Linked DNA regions of Homo sapiens: regions 2, 3 and 4 are each linked to region 1. A link is a contact called in ENCODE Hi-C or POLR2A ChIA-PET data. All regions are on one chromosome and are shown on one strand. Each heading gives the region's core, a stretch centred on a gene start or an enhancer-like site at or near the end of the contact. The rest is flanking DNA. Distances are from core to core; before and after follow the strand shown.

The links. Hi-C counts contacts between places; a loop is a spot of excess contacts on that map. ChIA-PET counts read pairs that join two places held with the same protein, here RNA polymerase II (POLR2A). Pooled maps may share reads with other maps.
Region 2: a map with no recorded cell type shows a loop between it and region 1 (2.5-fold over the local background). The contact joins two enhancer-like sites. A Hi-C loop is called at or near these places in 18 of 37 single-sample maps with no recorded cell type and 12 of 50 pooled maps. POLR2A ChIA-PET finds 5 or more read pairs at or near these places in 2 of 52 experiments (H1 and naive thymus-derived CD4-positive, alpha-beta T cell).
Region 3: a loop to region 1 is called in a pooled map of gastrocnemius medialis, with 2.0 times the contacts of the local background. The contact joins two enhancer-like sites. A Hi-C loop is called at or near these places in 1 of 168 maps with a recorded cell type or tissue (PC-3) and 1 of 50 pooled maps. POLR2A ChIA-PET finds 5 or more read pairs at or near these places in 3 of 52 experiments (BJ, PC-3 and activated T-cell).
Region 4: a map of gastrocnemius medialis shows a loop between it and region 1 (2.2-fold over the local background). The contact joins two enhancer-like sites. A Hi-C loop is called at or near these places in 3 of 168 maps with a recorded cell type or tissue (IMR-90, gastrocnemius medialis and psoas muscle), 8 of 37 single-sample maps with no recorded cell type and 5 of 50 pooled maps. POLR2A ChIA-PET finds 5 or more read pairs at or near these places in 1 of 52 experiments (activated CD4-positive, alpha-beta memory T cell).

The regions. Positions count from the first base shown.
Region 1 is chr5:143,021,221-143,025,219 of GRCh38, forward strand. The region is part of intron 12 of ARHGAP26 (Rho GTPase activating protein 26); the gene reads left to right. Among named protein-coding and RNA genes, the nearest start is that of ARHGAP26-AS1, 150 kb to the left of the region's middle. RefSeq lists an enhancer at 686-775. Within about 2 kb of position 2,416, at least 8 of the 41 ENCODE cell types and tissues checked have a DNase peak (open chromatin) inside an H3K27ac peak, as active enhancers do; they include gastrocnemius medialis, where a contact is called at or near this core.
Region 2 is chr5:143,354,077-143,358,547 of GRCh38, forward strand. All of the region lies in intron 2 of NR3C1 (nuclear receptor subfamily 3 group C member 1), which reads right to left. Among named protein-coding and RNA genes, the nearest start is that of NR3C1, 47 kb to the right of the region's middle. RefSeq lists an enhancer at 22-101. Within about 2 kb of position 1,840, at least 19 of the 41 ENCODE cell types and tissues checked have a DNase peak (open chromatin) inside an H3K27ac peak, as active enhancers do.
Region 3 is chr5:143,310,259-143,314,752 of GRCh38, forward strand. It overlaps NR3C1 (nuclear receptor subfamily 3 group C member 1), which reads right to left. Exons shown (of 9, transcript NM_000176.3): 3 at 3,744-3,910. Among named protein-coding and RNA genes, the nearest start is that of NR3C1, 91 kb to the right of the region's middle. Within about 2 kb of position 1,398, at least 5 of the 41 ENCODE cell types and tissues checked have a DNase peak (open chromatin) inside an H3K27ac peak, as active enhancers do.
Region 4 is chr5:143,505,781-143,510,418 of GRCh38, forward strand. No RefSeq gene overlaps it. Among named protein-coding and RNA genes, the nearest start is that of NR3C1, 100 kb to the left of the region's middle. RefSeq lists an enhancer at 1,444-1,738. Within about 2 kb of position 1,596, at least 7 of the 41 ENCODE cell types and tissues checked have a DNase peak (open chromatin) inside an H3K27ac peak, as active enhancers do; they include gastrocnemius medialis, where a contact is called at or near this core.

The DNA.
Region 1 (3,999 bases), core at 1,166-3,665:
TAACTGGCATTATGTTGAATATGCTTGTTGTATTCTGCTTTAAAAATTACAGACATTTTCTGATGTCATGAAATGTTTAGAAGTATCACCTGTCATGGTTGTTTAATATTCTGTCATTGGACTATATCTTAATTTGTTGAATCATTTATCATTGTTAGACTAATGCTCTTTCCAGGTTTTTGGTATTACAAATAACATTGGCCTATGTTATTCATAATAGCTTCAAAAGTTATTAATTTCATCAGTTATTGGCCTTGTACATCAGCCTTTGTACGTATCTCAGATCATTCTCTTTGGGTAGATTCCGCCACGTGGATTAGAGAGAGGGTTTGCATGGAGGAGTAATGTGTGGCTGGTGTAGAATAGCATCCTGGGTGTAGAACTTTGGACAGGTGGTGCGCCTCTCTAAGCTTCCATTTCCTCTTCTGTAAAATGGGGATAATAATACCCCTGCTTCATAAACTCATTGTAAGAATGAAAGTTCAGCACATTAGTATCTGCACATTAGTTGGTAAGTGCCTAATTACTCTTGGTTATTACTCTTATCATCTGGCCAGGCCAGTTACTCCCACAACAAAAGGAAAAACCCACTGGAAAGGAAAAGCCAGCTGGATTGGTAACACTGCTCTTGAAGGGAGGAAGACAACCTGCTACTGTTTCTCAGTCTTGGTGCTTTATGAGTGTTCATTCATTTAATCCTCGTTACTGTATTTCTCAAAGTGGGGTGTGCACACCACTGGTGGTACACTAGGTCATTTGAGAGAGTATATTTTAAATTACCATCTAGACTTCTGTATTTATTTTGATGTGTATTGTGGGGGAACATAAGTTCTCTGAAATCCCCTGATTTTATTTTGTTTTATTTCATTTATTTTTTTGAGACCCCTGTCACCCAGGCTGGAGTGCAGTGGTGTGATCACGGCTCACTGCAACCTCCGCCTCCTGGGCTCAGGTGATTCTCCTGCCTCAACCTCCCTAGTAGCTGGGATTACAGGTGCCTGCTACCACACCTGGCTAATTTTTTTTATTTTTAGTAGAGATGGGGTTTCACCATGTTGGCCAGGCTGGTCTCGGACTCCTGACCTCAGGTGATCCGCCTGCCTCGGCCTCCCAAAGTGTTGGGATTACAGGCATGAGCCACTGCGCCTGGCCAATCCCCTGATTTTACAAATGTTATTGCTTAGCACAGGGGTCCACTTTTTTTAGTAAAGGGCCAGATAGTAAATATTTTTATTTTTATAGGAGTATTCAACTCCGCTATGGTAGTGTGAAAGCAGTCACAGACAATATGGAAATGAGCAGGTGTGGGTGTTTTCCAGTAAAACTTTGTTTTACAAAACAGGCAATGGTGAATTTGGCCCAGGGACTGTAGTTTATTAACCCTTGGCTTAACACAAGGCTAAGTTTTTAAAATTAGTCTAAATGGGATGGCATGAGGTTTTGAGAGGGAGCATGAAAGTGTCACACGATGGGCTGCCATTTGTACAAATGCTGTTCACAGCAACTGAGTTTCCAAAGGAGCTCACAGGCTTAAAGAGGTCAAGGGAGCACAGTTGAGAAGTAGTGAAGCTCATACTCAAACCCTAGCCTGCCTCATTGCCAGGGTCATTTTTTTCCTGCAACACTTCATATGCTTGAAATCTTTGATCCATTCTGCCATCCTGTTCATATGTGGTCCACCCATGGGGGCTGGAAGGAATTTCATCATCAGACTCCAACATCTAACCCCTCTAGTTCTTTGTGGCTGAGGGGCCATCCCATATTCCTTCTTAGTGCACCACCTCATTAGAGCCCTCAGTGGTTCCTCAAACACCTGTGCACAGTGCTGGGTGCACAAGGGTCACGCATTTCACTGACTGGCTTCCCCAGGGTCAGACCCTTAGTGTGGCCCACCACTCTCCCACAGGGATTTGGCAACACAACATAATGCTTTATATGTTGTTTCTGTACATCCACTCATCCTTCTTTAGGCCGTCATTCAGAGCAAACTCCCTGATGGCGTTTTATTCAGGTTTGCCTTGTTTTATGAGGACAAGATTGAGGACCAGGAGAGGAGATGGGGAGGGACATCATTACCATTGCTCTGTTTCCTATTGTTGTGCCTCTGACTGTACATTTCCTTCATCTCTGTTCCTCAGCCTCCCTTGATCTGTAAAACAGAAAAGGAGATTTAGGCTTGAAAACTGTAGGGAAAGCCTTGATGGGATCGCCTGGGCCACTATTTTTAAAAGACATCTAAAGCCTTCAGCCATTACCAAAAATCCACCGTCTCATGAAAGCAGCAGAGGGCAGAAAAGAGGATTTGTTTTTCTTTTGCTTCTAGTCACCTTTGGCCTTTTGCTGTTAGAACACCCACAGTTGAGAGGCAGGAGGAGGCAGCCACCGGTAACCAGGATCCTTTTGGGATCAGAACCATCCAGAGGCTGCCAGGCCTCTGCTGGTCGGTGGCTTATAAATAGAACATTTCCCCTTTTAAACCTGAGAAGGGTGGAAGGCATTAATGGGCACAGTGGCCTGGCCGCCTATGCACTGGCCCACGAGGCAGTCAGCTGAGTGCAGCATCCCCTCCAGCTTTCTCTCCAGGCCTGCCAGGTCTGAGCTGATAGAGGACAGACACTCTGCCTCCCTCCCTTGCCTGCGTTCCTTCCTGCCCTCCTCCCCACACCCTTTTTCTTTCCCCTTTCTCCTCTCTCCTGTGCATGCAGTTTCCGTGGCCACCACTTTCATCTTCTGAGCCGCAGTCAGGCGAGGTGGTATAATTCTAGCTCTCCCTAGGTGCTGACTTTCTACACCTCACTTTTCATTATGAGTTGCCTGTGCAACACAGTTGCTGTGGTGCATTGAGCTTGAATTACATTTAGTTGAGCTGTAATACCCCAGCTCTAGAATAGCCCTGGCTCGGAGGGCAGGGGGCTGGAGAGAGAAGAAGGGGCAGGAACAGCTTGTTTTTGCAGATATTTTATTATTTGAGTTCCCAGCTATTTTGTTTGATGAGACCCTGGCCCCCAAAGCTATGACTGGTGGTGGTACTCCTTGGACTTGCATGGATAATCAGAAGCCTTTCTGCTTGTCCTAAAAGACACTTGACAAATCTACCCTCTCTCTCAGCTAGCTTTAGACTGGCAGATGCAGCCAGTGTATGCCTCTGCCATGGCCTAATATTCCCCTTTCCCTCAGTGATGTGGGCTCTGTACTGACAGCAGGCTGCAGCCTGAGCAGGTGTGAGCCACCCGTTGCCATCCCAGTTTGGGCTTCAGCCAAGAGACAGTGAGCAGGTCCCTGGCTACATCTTTAACCCCTAAAGCCCAGTGCAAGGGGTTATTGAGACAGAGACTAAAATATTTCCCCCACTGCCACCGAGTACAGGCTTCCAGTTATTGTGGTTAATGTTTATTGAGTACATACTGGGGAGTGGGCAACATGTTCACTGCTTGATATACGTTATGTCATTTGATCCTCCTAAGAACCCTATGAGCTAGATACTATTATTGACCCCATTTACAGATGTGAAAACTGAGACTTCATTCTGAGGGCAAACTTGGTCACTCCCTGCACTGATCAGAGTTGTCAGAGCCTGCAGCTCACAATCGGCATGTAAGATTGAGCAGAGGGTAGAGTAGTGCTTAGAAGTGTTAGCTCTGGAGTATTCCACACGTGGTTTGAAATCCCAGCCTCAAGAATTACTGAGTGTGTGATTTTGAGAAATTAATTTCTCCAAGCCTCAGTTTCTTTGTCTGAAGGTGGGAATAGTTTTAATAATTAAATCTTTGGTTTTTTTGGAAGAATAAATGAGATTAGGATGGACATCCTTTGCTCAATGGTGCCTGGTATTATCGGCAATGATTAAATGTTGCGCTTTATTCTTATTACCAATAATGTCATCATTATCCAAAGCCAGAGCCCGTTTATATAAAAACGTGGCACTGTACAGTCTCTTTAAAGTTCCTCCGGGCATTGCCTTATTTGATTTTCACAACACCTGCATCTTATATGTGAGGG
Region 2 (4,471 bases), core at 590-3,089, 330 kb after region 1:
CATCAACCGACCTCTGCTAGCTTCCAATTTTTCTTCTGCAGCTTTCTCACCTCTCACAGCCTTCATAGAATTGAAGAGAGTTAAGCTTTGGCTTAAAGGAATGTTGTGAATGGTTTGATCTTCTGTCCAGACCACTAAAACTTTCTTCGTATCAGCAAGAAGGCTGTTTCACTTTCTGATCATTCACATGTTTGCTGGAGTAGCACTAGTTATTTCCTTCAAGAGCTTTTCCTTTGCATTCACAATTTAGCTGTTTAGTACAAGAGTCCTTGCTTTTGGCCTGTCTTGGCTTTTGATGTGCCTTCCTCACTAAGTTTAGCCACTTCTAGCTTTTTATTTAAAGTGAGAGACATGCAACTCTTTCACTTCAACACTTAGAGGCCACTGTAGGGTTATTAATTAGCTTAATTTTAATATTATTGTCTCTCAGGGATTTGAGAGTCCCAGGAAGAGGGAGACAGACAGGGAATGGCCAGTTGGAAGAGCAGTCAGATCATGCGCAATATTTATCAATTAAGTACGGTGCCTTATACAGGTGAGGTTTATGGTGCCTGAAAACAATTAAAATAGTAACATCAGGCTGGCACGGTAATCCCAGCACTTTGGGAGGCCAAGGTGAGCGGATCACCTGAGGTCAGGAGTTCGAGACCAGCCTGGCCAACATGGGGAATCCCCATCTCTACTAAAAATACAAAAATTAGCCAGGCGTGGTGGCACACGCCTGTAGGCCCGGCTACTGGGGAGGCTGAGGCAGGAGGATTGCTTGAACCTGGGAGGCAGAGGTTGCTGTGAGCCAAGATTGAACCACTGCACTCCAGCCTGGGTGACAGAGCAAAAGTCCGTCTCAAAAAAAAAAAAAAAAAGAAAAAATCAAAGATCACTGATCACTGGTCGTAACAGATACAAAAATGATGAAAAAGTTTGATATATTGAGAGAATTACCAAAATGTGACACAGAGACACAAAATGAGCACAAGCTGTTGGAAAAATGGCACTGACAGACTCGCTTAATATAGGGTTGCCACAAACCTTCAATTTGTAAGTGAAACAAAACAAAATAAACACGCAATATTTGGGAAGTACAATAAAACAAGGTATGCTTATATCTAAATATGACAGAATACCCCTATAATGGCCACAGCTATTATGTTATCAATTGTTCTTAGAAGCAATACCAGAAACATTTGGAGGGCTTTACTAAAATTCAGATACCCAACCCCAAAATTCTAATTTAGGAAATCTGGTATACAGCCTTGGAATTTGCCAGGTGATTCTTACTTGATACTTAGCCACTTGGGCTGAGGTGGGAGGACAGTCTGAGCCCAGGAGTTCAAGAATACAGTGAGCTAGGATCATGCCACTGTGCTCCAGCCTGGGTGACAGAGCAAGACCCTGTCTTTAAAAAATAATAAATAAATAAATAAATACATCTAATGGGGGAAAAACTCCAAAACTCTTGGTTTCTAAATATCATATAACATTTTCCCCCCAAATAGTGATGGTCAGTAAATTAAATACATTGAAAGTAGGGCAGAGAAACTCCCAAATGTGATCCTAAATAAATCAACATAAGGAGCAAGCCAATTTGAGAAATTCCGTTTAACTATAAAACCACCCTTTAAAAACTTCTCATTATCATGTTAAAGGTATTCAGATTCAATGAAACAGTACTAATAACTTCCAGGCCATTCCTAAAAGATCTTATAAGCCCTAAAAGACCTTATGAAATACTTAATAATTAGTACAGTTGTGCCTTTAATGTTTAAAAGAGGCAGAGACAAACAAGTTAAAAGGCATTTTCCTAACCCTGACTGTGAGTCACAAGCTTGATGCTGCCTGAAGCCAACTGGCATGGTGCCCATTTACAGTAAGTTGTTTACTCCCTGTCTACCAATCACACCACAGAGAAGGAATGCCTAGAGACATAGAGTGTCTTTTCAAGATAGATCAACAGAGAAAGAGGAATTTATAAGTTTATTAAATTGTTACAGATACTGTTTTTAATATTGCTCCAAAATATTCCAATCCACTTTCCATAATCTCAGCATTTTTAAACCAAATAACTAGCCCTCAATAGACAAACTTACAGTAATAGTTTATCAGTGGAATGGGTAGTATCCTCTCATCAGTTTAAATATCTTTTAAATAAAATTTTTAAAGGACACAATATCGATCTTAAAATGGATTTGAACTTAAGCCAATTAGACTGAAGTTGATTTAAATTGTTTTAAATAACCAATTTTTAGCATAAAGACTGAGAGCTTAATATTAATATTAATATTAAGAAATGGAGCATCCAGAGAAATAGAAAATAGAAAAAATGAACCCTGATTATCAAGAGAAAAATGGGTGGGAAGTATCTGTCTAGTATATCAACAATTTCACTTAATTCCCAAGCCCAAATAGCAGAGCAAATCACTCCAGTAACAATATTTAATACTTTCTTTGGACCCTCAGAGCTAGTCTGGACTGTCCCTTTCCTCCACTGCCCTGTTTTTAGTACATTATGCCCAATAATTTTGGAGTTTTGGTTCCTGCAATCTTTTGATCCTATAGTGATATTTCTGCTGCTGCTTCTTTTACTTTTCTGTTTCTCACAATTTGTATTTCTCAAAAAAAAAAACACACGCAAATGTTGTCACATTATTAAATTACTAAATTATCCTATACTTCTTTATAAACATATACTTTTTGCTGAAAAAGCTCAGTGCTAATGATCATCAGATGTACGTTACTTTTCCTTTTAAGAGCCCAAATGAGAAAGAATATACACACAGAATACTAGGATTAGTTTACAGGTCAGAGTACACACGTTATTTCTAAGATCTTACTAGGTGCAAGATTTAAGTTAGACTTCAGTCAATAGGTAAATAAATAAAATCAAATTCTATCTTTGTCCCAATAGTTAGTACCTGGAAAGGTGCTGGATTCATGACCTTGGAAATTGTATAGTTTATAAACAGAATTTCGAAATAATGCTGAGGCAGCAGTGGTACTTCCTCACCTCTTCAGTGCTTGTATTTTAAATCCAAAGGGCTAAAAAAGCATCAACTGTAAATAGGTTGAAAGTTACATATTTATAACGTATTGCTAGTGTATTTGCCACAGGAAAGCAAGTTTGTCAACATGGTAAATAGCTTGAAAAAAGATTATGCACAAAGAAAATTCAAATTTAGATTGATACTTTAATAATTACAGGGAAAGTTACATTTTTTAGATAAATTTCTAGCTTCCACTTTCTCTTTAAATTTTAACCAATGGGAAAAAGAAGAACAAAAAACACCACTTTGTCAATTTAACAAAACTATATATGGTATACAAAATTGAGCATAGCAACATGAGAAAGCTGAAATTGGAGAAAATCAAAAAATACACGTTTTACCTAATAAGTGAAAAATAATTCTACAAACATTTAAAAAGAATTCTGTAATCCTCAGTGTGCAGCTGCATTGGCAAAAGGCAATTTAAACCCACCTCATGAACTACAAACAGGGGAATGCCATGCTCCCTTTCTCTTGCTCTCCTTCAGTTTCCACACTTAAAAAATTTCCTAGAGCCACGTAGATTCCTAGATTCCACACTCACTTTTTCTTTTTATGTTGTGCAAGGTAGTATCTCCAAAATAGAATTTCTAACACTCAATAAAAAAGAAAATTCTGTGCAAACATTTTAGTTGTCTTCACTGAAAAATACATATCTTCATAACTGCATTGTAATTTGTCTATTTTAAGGTGGTATAGTTACTAGAAGTTCATAGGCCATTCCGAAAGTCTCCCTTCATCTTCTCTTATTACTCCTCACCTTCTCTTATATATTTTAGACTTCCAGAACTAAAACTAGTTCTTTTGGTTAATAACTAACGTAAAACCCTGAGATAACAAAAAAACGTAAGCACTTGAGTGAACGAATAAATACTAAATACTTGATCAAGCCAAACGATAGTTCTTTCATCTGAAAACAGAAAAGTTAAGATGCCTTGATCGTTAAGTTATTGTGTACTACTGAATAGGAAGTTTATGTTCTGTAAAGCGGGTAAGGATTTGGGTAGATTTCTCTTCCCATCCTCTCTTGCCAGCAGCACTTCCCGTTCACCACCCCAATAAATTAAACATTTACTATATACAGAACTCCCCACCTAAGATGTTTTTTCTTAATCATTCAGTGAGACCCATGTTAGCTCAGCAGTGGACATAAGAGGACATGAGAAAGGAAGAAAGGCTCTGGGACAACTTCTACATTAAAAGCAAGTTTTCCACAGGAGTAACGTATTTAATTCTGAAGAGGGATAGCCTTATAATGTTCATTTTGATCATGAATCATGAATATGATAGCATCCTTTGAACACTTTTGCCATTATAACCATCTAATATCTGGTACCATTAAATATTTGTGGAGAGAATTATATTGTGTAAATATTAGCAAAGAATTCCAAACATAAGAGCCTCCTCTTTGCCTTTAGTTTTAATCAGTC
Region 3 (4,494 bases), core at 148-2,647, 290 kb after region 1:
CATATTTTATAAGGACAGCCTCTGTCTTTGTTTCCGGTGGAATATAACCAAGACACCCACAGGTATTGCCTTGAGGGAATGTTCTTGCCTACATTGCCATTATGAGGTCGAGAGGTCAAAAACAACAAAAAGAGTCTCCCTTTTTCTGTTCAACAAACTGAAAACAGTGCAATAAAAAACCTTATTGCAGTATTCACATATAAAAAAAGTACACAAATCAGTGAACCATTTAATAAATTTTTACAAACCAAGAACCTTTATGTAATCAGCTCTCAGATCAAGAAACAGAACAGTACCCCAACAGGCCCCCTTTCTGCCCAATTCCAGCCAGTACCCACCAAGGGTAACTACTTTTTTGATAAACTGTGTTTTACACAGTTTGATAGATTATGTTTTTTTATTTTTATTTTTTTGAGATGGAGTCTCGCTCTGTCGCCCAGGCTGGGAGTGTAGTAGTGTAGTGGCATGACCTCACTGCAACCTCTGCCTCCCAGGTTCAAGCAATTCTCCTGGCTCAGACTCCCGAGTAGCTGGGATTACAGGTGCACGCCACCACGCCTGGCTAATTTTTATATTTTTAGTAGAGACAGGGTTTCACCATGTTGGCTAGGATTGTCTCGATCTCAGGACCTCGTGATCCACCCGCCTCGGCCTCCCGATGTGCTGGGATTACAGGCATGAGCCACCACGCCCAGCCAATAGATTGTGTTTTAAACAAATAATAGTTTGGGGTAGATGGTTAACTGTATCAGGTTCAATTCTTTGTAAAGAATAGGCCACAAAATTGACCACTAGACTATAATTCACCTTTGTTCAGAGCTGCTCTCCAATGCCAAATATCTGTACCAGCTGTTTCAATTTCTTTTTGTACTCTATAAATATCCTAGCTTCTTTACTTGGACAGAAAATGGAAGCACTAACCCAATTCTATCCCCTATAAATCAAAAGTACGATCAACAGATACATCTATTGATGAAGTGGTTATAATACAAAAAAGTTATACCCTATAAGGAATCTCTAAATCACTGTCCTACAGTTACTGGAAGAAAAAAAGAAAAAAAATCACCCACTGCTAAAAATGAAAAATTCCAAAGTTTTGTTTATATCCAACTGAAATGTCAGGATGTGCACATTACGCCAATCTTGATTTCTTTATCCCAGGTATGTCTTGTGCACAGCTAAGACTCTGAGCTATAGGATCAGAGGCAATGTACCTTCATAAGTTAAAAATAGCCCTTTGTGGTTATTAGCATGAAGTTGGACAAGTCTATCTATCTGTTCCTTATCTATAAAATGAGGAGTTTTAACTAGTATTCACTATTTCATAACACATGGCCACGTACAACTAATAGTCATTTCCTGTCAATCCATTCATTCATTCCTTGACTCATTTATTTATTTATTTTTAGACAAGTTCTTGCTACGTTGCCTAGGCTGGAGTACAGTGGTGTGTCATAGCTCTTTGCAGCCTGAATCTCCTGCTTTAGCTTCCTGAGTAGCTGAGACTACAGGTGCGATGCCTGGATAACGTTTTTTTTTTTTTTTTTTTTCCTGTAGAGACGGGGTCTCGTTATGTTGCTCAGGCTGGTCTCAAACTCCAGGCCTCAAGCAATCCTCCCATCTTGGCCTCCCAAATTGCTGGGATAATAGGTGTGAGCCACAGTGCACAGCCCATTTTCCTTGAGCCACAGTGCCCAGCCCATTTTCCTGTCAACCCTTCTGATAAGACAATGAGATATCTTATTTTGGAGTTCCTGTGTCTTCTACTACTTGGTAAATTCCCTTTCTAACTAATAGAAAGATGAGTCTTCAAGTCAGCTGAAATTTTGTGACTTTGTTTTGTTTATATGGTATTCATTTTTGTGGTTAAAGTCTATTTTTGGCAAATAATTCTGGTTTTCTATTTATGGTGGGTGTGGTAGCCAGCCTCCCAAGATGGCCCCCAGTGATCTCTGCCTCCTTGAATGCATGGTCTTGTGCAGTCCCTTTCCGTCCTTTACCAAGATTGGTCTGTGTGGCCAATAAAATATGGCAGAAGTGATGGCATGTTACATGTGAAATCAGATAATAAAAGACAATAGTTCTGCTGCATTGATCACATACTCTCTTGGATCATTTGTTATGGGGGATGTAAATTATAATGCTACTCACGTTACTCCACAGAGACCACAAGGATGCCAGCTTTGGCTAGTGTAGTAGTCCCACCTATTGATTAGAGTCAAAAGTAAAGCCCACCCCTGCCTAGTGTAAAGCTCTGAATAAAGTGCAACAACTTGCTGATACCCATATTATACTATGCCAATTTTGAGGGATAATCTATAATTCTAGCAGGTATTAAGAATGGAGTGCTAAGTGTAAGATATTTTCAATTCACAATGGGTTTATCTGGAGGCAACCCCATTGTAAGTCGAGGAGCCATACTGAATGCGTATCACTTTCCCACCATCATAAAAGTTGAAAAATCGTTAAGTCAGGGACTGTCCGTATTATTATTATCACTGCATTTATATCGTGGAAATACTTAAGCAGTTAAGAAAGTGAGGAGTAAAGTGAGGACACGAAGACGCTTCTGTCTTCTGCGTATGTGTTAAGTAACATCCACTTTATTAGGAGCAATGCACAAAGCAGGGCTGGGCTTTACTTTTGACTCTAATCAATAGGTGGGACTACTACACTGGCCAAAGCTGCCATCCTTGTAATCTTTGTGGTGTAATATGAGTAATTTTATAATTTGCTAATGTATTAAAAAGTAAAACAAAAGAAAATGACTCATCTAACTCTCATGGATATGCAAACACAACATGAGACAAATAATAATAATCCTCATACAGTGAATGAATAATTGTTTCTTTAAAAAATTAATATAATCAGAGCTTTAGGCCAAGCTACTTTCAAACTGCTTTAGAAATAACTAAATTATATGACAATTTTTTTCCTAGAGGAGTCACTGGTAGTATTAGGACATTTTAGACTCTCTTCTAATAAATTTGCTATGGAATGAATTTCTCATTCTTTAGGGAGATAATGCTGTTGCCCTGTCAGCAGTCTGAATCCATAACAAAGTAAGATTTGTGTTAATACAACATTTATATAGTGAAATCAGTTTCTCTAAAATACCTTTCCTGACCTCCTCAGGCCGAGTTTCTCTCTCCCTCATCTATATTATAATCTCTGTACCTTGTCATTGTTAACTCATCTTTCACTTCAGTGGAGTGTGACTTCCCAGAGGGTAAGGATCAGGTCTTATTGGTATTTATACCACTTAGCACAGTGCCCTGGCTTAATAGAAAAAAAAAATGAATAAGAAATGAAATGAATATCTTTTTTTTTTCCTGTCACAGTTCTCACTGTGACTCATTTTTGCCAGGCCAGTAAAGTTGGTGACTTTGAAACCTATTAGCTTATGGAAGTTAAAGCCCATGTTTCTAATACAATGAACATTATGTTATGCCCAAACTTAACACCATCATTTCATATGATAGCACTTTCTTATAGTGTTACCTTATGCTCCCTGACCAAACTCCCAGACATCAACTTGTACTTTTCTATTTTATTCTAGATCTTTTTGTATTGTTGTTTTAAATACTTTCCTGCCCATTAGAGGACCTAGGAGCCACCCTCCTCTCCCCTCTTAACTGATATTTAGCCTTTCATGGGCTTTGCATATAATGGAAATTTCAAAATCCACCCTGAGAAATGAAAACCAAGTAGAGGAAAAATAAACTCTTCAAAACACACACTACCTTCCACTGCTCTTTTGAAGAAAACTTTACAGCTTCCACAAGTTAAGACTCCATAATGACATCCTGAAGCTTCATCAGAGCACACCAGGCAGAGTTTGGGAGGTGGTCCTGTTGTTGCTGTTGAGGAGCTGGATGGAGGAGAGCTTACATCTGGTCTCATGCTGGGGCTAAAGAAGGGGAAGAACAGTGTTATGATTTAACTGTCAAAGGAATATCAAAATACAGTTCTCTTAGCTTCTCACTTCATAGTCAGAATGCTCACAGTGAACTCTGGCTTCAAGTGCTAGCAGGCACTAAAATATCCTAGCTAAATATATTCAAATCATGTTATATTCTTCTTTAAACAAAATTAAGAATGAGGTCATTTCTTTTGAAGTGTCTCCAAAATAGAATGGTGTGGTTCTGGTTCACTTCTTCTTCTTTTTTTTTTTTTTTTTAGATGCTTAGGATTTATTTTTATAATCACGTTTATTAAGGTGTCACATACAGTAACATTTACTGTTTTCTAAGTCTATAATTTATGGTTTTTGTTAAATGAATATTCATGTAACTACTATCACAATCAGGAGAGAGGATATTTCCATCATCCCAAAAAGATGCCTCCTATGCCTTTAATTGCTTAGGCCATAATTTTTTTCCTAATTTTAAGATCTTATACAGGCATCTTTTAAAATTCAATCAAGTGTCATTACAATTCTACCCATGTTTCCTACTAGAGTCAAAATTTTTTTACAATCTTAAAGTTTTTGTC
Region 4 (4,638 bases), core at 346-2,845, 480 kb after region 1:
GAACTTTGGGGGACACATTCAATCCATAGCACAAGGACTGCTTGCACATAATAGGGATAATTTGAGAATGTCGTGGGGGTACATGATAGAGATTCCCACTAAGTCTGTGGGTCAGAGAATAAATTCTTAGAGAGATGACATATAAGTTGAGACTTGATAAATGAGTAGTAATTATCTTATTAAGGGGGAAGTGTAGGAAAGATTGTTCCAGGCAGAGGGAAGGGTATGTGTAGAGCCCCAAATGCAAGAAAGTGCATGGGACTTGGGGTGGTAGCCATGGTTGTTTCAGGCTGACTGTGGGTGACAATCCAATTCCATTATCTTGACTCCCTCCAGCCATGCAGGCTGCTGCTTTTAGTTACCAGGCAGCACTGACTGCTGTAGCTGGGGACCTCAAATGCTCTGTTTGGGACATTCACCTGAAGAAGGTGAAGTGCAGTCTACTGCCTCTTCTATACCAAGAGTCGCAGTTGGGGCAGCTGGGAAAATCACCAGGAAAATAAAACCAAATCAAACAAAATTAATTTAGAGGATAGTTTATATACATAAGATAGGGAATACTAACGATTCAGATGCAAACACTCTAAGTACAGAATGGTATAAGACAGGAAGAAAATCCCTTTCACGAGTCACAATTCAGAAGGTCAATTCAAACCTTTAAGTGATAAACCACATTTCTAGTCAAGCTGAATACAGAGTACAGTATTTTATTTGCTAAAATCTGAATGGTTACTACGAGCCACCCAGCTTAGGTAACATACCCAAAATAATCTCTATGAATTCCCACAACACTCTTATGGGATAGCCATTATTATCTCAATTGTATAAATGAGAAAACAGTGGTTAAGTCACTATAAGGTCACAGAGCTTGGATCCAAACCTAGTGCTTATTTTACAGCCTGTGCCTTTAGCAACTATACCACCAGTATATTTAATCATAACTAATAGAAACAAACACAAATATTGAGTGATTACTTTTATTTTTTATAAGATAAACAGACCAAGAGAAATGCTAGTTAAAAGCATTTATCTTTAGAGCAAGAATGCTCCATCCTTGTAGAAACATTGAGACAAAAAGAATGCATAAGAGCAGCAGTTTTAAGAAAAGTTTGGTGAAACTAAGTGAAATTCCAGGCATGAGCAATCAATTTAAGATTCTATTAGGAAAGCAAAACAATGAGATTATTTCAATTATTGAGTTAACAATGAGATTTCACCATCTACATTCTAGCCATGAGTAAGACATTTATTTGAATCAGATAAGGAGATATAATGTCATTTGAAGGAGGCCCAGTACATTTAATAACAGAGATAAATGAAACTGACAATGATCTCATACTTTATAAATCTAAACAAAGGACCAAGGTTAGACACAGGGATCCTAGTGGTTGATGAGTTAGTTAAAATGCCGCTTTTTACCCTATCTATTGGAGACCAGACAGGATTTTTGTTTTCTTCCTCTAAACAAGGAGGTTAAGAAAGAATTAATCCAATTGCATTTAAAACAAAGTGCAGGAGCAAGAAACAACCTTGAACCTTCCTTACTCAAATAGCAGCTCTGTTGGTAATTTAATCACTAACTGAGTTGTGTAACTTGCCTATGACAAATGGTAAAATACCTACAATGTGGAAATCTGCCAGAGTAATTCCTTCACAGGAATGGGAGGGAAAGGCTCAGCCAGCTCACACTCATACCCTGCCTCCCTATGCTCAGTGTCTGAAATTGCTTCTGTATTAGGAGAGAATATGGGAACTGTTCTGGATCTCAGGAGAATGTGAAGTCACTGAAATGTTTTTGAATACCCACTTCCCTTCACTCCCCTTCCCACCCTACTTGGTACTTGCTGGCATGTGGCACCATGTGAGCTACAGGCAGTGCATAATGAAGTCTAAATGTTAGCAAGGAATGGACAGGAGATCCTGTGGTGTGTGATCTGGCTTGTCCTTTCTGCCTTCCTTGCGCTAATGTTTAGTTTCAGACACGGAAATTTTGAATGGGATCAATCTGAACTGTTCCTTTCTTTGCTGATAAGTACAACTTTTCGTTCTCCAGTCTCAGCTTAAGCTTCATTGTCTCTTGGAGGCTTTCCTAAGTCACCTGAACTACATTAGGACTCCTTGGCACACACTTCCACAGCTCCCTATGCTTTCTAGTACTAAACACACTTCTTCCATCTTCTCCAGTGCATCAGAGGGTTCACTGCAACATTTCAACACCCAGTCACAATGTCTGGCATGTTGCTTGCCTTTAGTCAATGTTTGCAGAATGAATGGTTGCCTTTGTCATTTTCTTTTTAAAAAGGTATTGTAGACAAAGGCAGTGGTTCACGCCTGTAATCCCAGCGCTTTGGGAGGCTGAGGCAGGCAGATCACAAGGTCATCACAAGGTCAGGAGTTCAAGACCAGCCTGGCCAGCAGTGAAACCCCATCTCTACTAAAAATACAAAAATTAGCTGGGCATGGTGGCACACATCTGTAGTCCTAGCTACTCGGGACGCTGAGGCAAGAGAATTGGAACCCGGGAGGCGGAGGTTGCAATGAGCTGAAATTGCGCCACTGCACTCCAGCCTGGACCACAGAGTGAGACTCCATCTCAAAAAAAAAAAAAAAAAAAAAAGGTATTGTAAAATATTTAAGACAAACACAAATGTGTAAATAAAAATATTACAAACCCCCACATATTGACTACAGATTAAGAATGAAAACAATATTGATACAAGTTTAAGTCCCTACTTAGTCCTCTTTGATCACATTCTGCTCTCTAGAGGCAACTAGTGGTCTGAATTTGGTGACTACTATTTCCATGCATTTCTTAATACTTTCACTACACATATATGTAAACTTATTGTTTTGCATATTTCTATAGTTTGTACAAGCATTATACTATATGTATCCTTCTGATATTGACTTCTTTCAAACTGTGTGTGATTCATGATTCATTCATGCTGTTGTATTTAGCTAGAGGTTATTTGTTTTCACTGCTGTGTATTTCATTGTATAAATGCTTCATTATTAATCTGTTTTCTTGTTGATGGGTTATTTTCTAAATTTTTGCTATTGCAAAATATTATGAATGTCCTTGTACTTGCAACACTTTTCTTCTTTTAGGTCACATTGTGGTTTCCAATATACTAGACCTTTTCATTATTCACCTGTCAAAAGTGACCTGCACAGGATCTCTGAAAGCTGTAGGAGAGATAGGTGATAAGCAAACCTATGCTTGTATGAAAATGGGTATCATTGGATTTACAAGAAGCAGTGTGGAACAGTGACATGAACATTGATCTGGGAATTCAACAGACATGGATTCCAGTAACCACTCAACTTCTTAGCAGCCACGCTGCACTGGGAATACAATGCTTCAGTTTTCATACTGTATAACTTGAATAATAGTCTCCTATCTGCCTACCTCACAAGGTTGTAACTATGATCAAATGAAATAATATTGCTAAAAAGATTTTGAAACCTGATATATTATGCAACATTGGAACATCAACAACCAAAATGTATTACCCAAGTGTAATGTGGCAAAAGAGGTATAATAAAACAACCATACAAAAATATAAAATAATGTGTTATTGCCTTCTACATTTAAACTTGTTATTGTCTACAAGTTGTTATCCTTTATCTACATTAAATTGAGGTGTTCTAGAAATGATACTTTATTCCCAGAGGAAAGATTGGAAGAAAATCAGGCTTTTGAGAGAAATGGACTTTGGGTTTCTACTGCCTATAAAATCCTACTGAGAACATCATTGAAATGAATTGAATTGGTTCGAAAAATGGTACTTTTGCCAAGGTTCTGTCTTTAGGCTTAGGTGTACGTTGAAGTAGGAGAGTTGTAATGGTTAAAATGAGGATTTTAGAGTGCAAATGACCTGGGTGCAAATCTTGGCTCTATTTTCCTTCTCTTTAATGAGTATAATATGATAATTTAACAGGATTGTTGGGAAGATTAAATGAGCTAATGTAGGTAGAGCTGCATATTTGGCCCTTTGAATATGTGGCTCAAATCCAGGCTTAGCTGAGATTTCCCAACAGGTGAGGCAAGGTTGCTGGGGTTTTGTTCCTGTCATATGATCTCAGTTACCTCAGTTTAACTCCTTCTCACTTTAAAAAAAAGTGTTGGTACAGCCATTATGTCAGGACGTGCAGCTGTCGTATGTCTACTGATAATTTTGAATGAATGACTGAGCTAGCTATGTTCAGTGAACAAAGAATGCTGTCACTACTAAAAAGAGTTTCGGATGTGTCAAATGTTTTGCCCTGAAGTGCTGACTTCTGGTTTGGAAACTGAGAAAGAGTAGCCTGGTTAATCTGTTTGACTAACCAGCAAGGAACCAAAGAGAGGGTTTCAAAGTAGTTGAAGACTAATTTTAATCATGCAATCTTTTTCTCAAGCAAGAGCTAAGAACAGATAAGACTGAGGCCTAGTATCAGAACTCTGGGTTCCAAATAGCTATTCTTGAAGCATTTTTTTTTCTTTTGAGACAGTTTCGCTCCATCCATGTGCAATGGCACAATCTCAGCTCACTGCATCCTTTGCCTGCCAGGTTCAAGTGATTCTCCTGCCTTAGCATCCTAAGTAGCTGGGATTACAGGCAAGCGCCATGACACTTGGCTAATTTTTGTATTTTT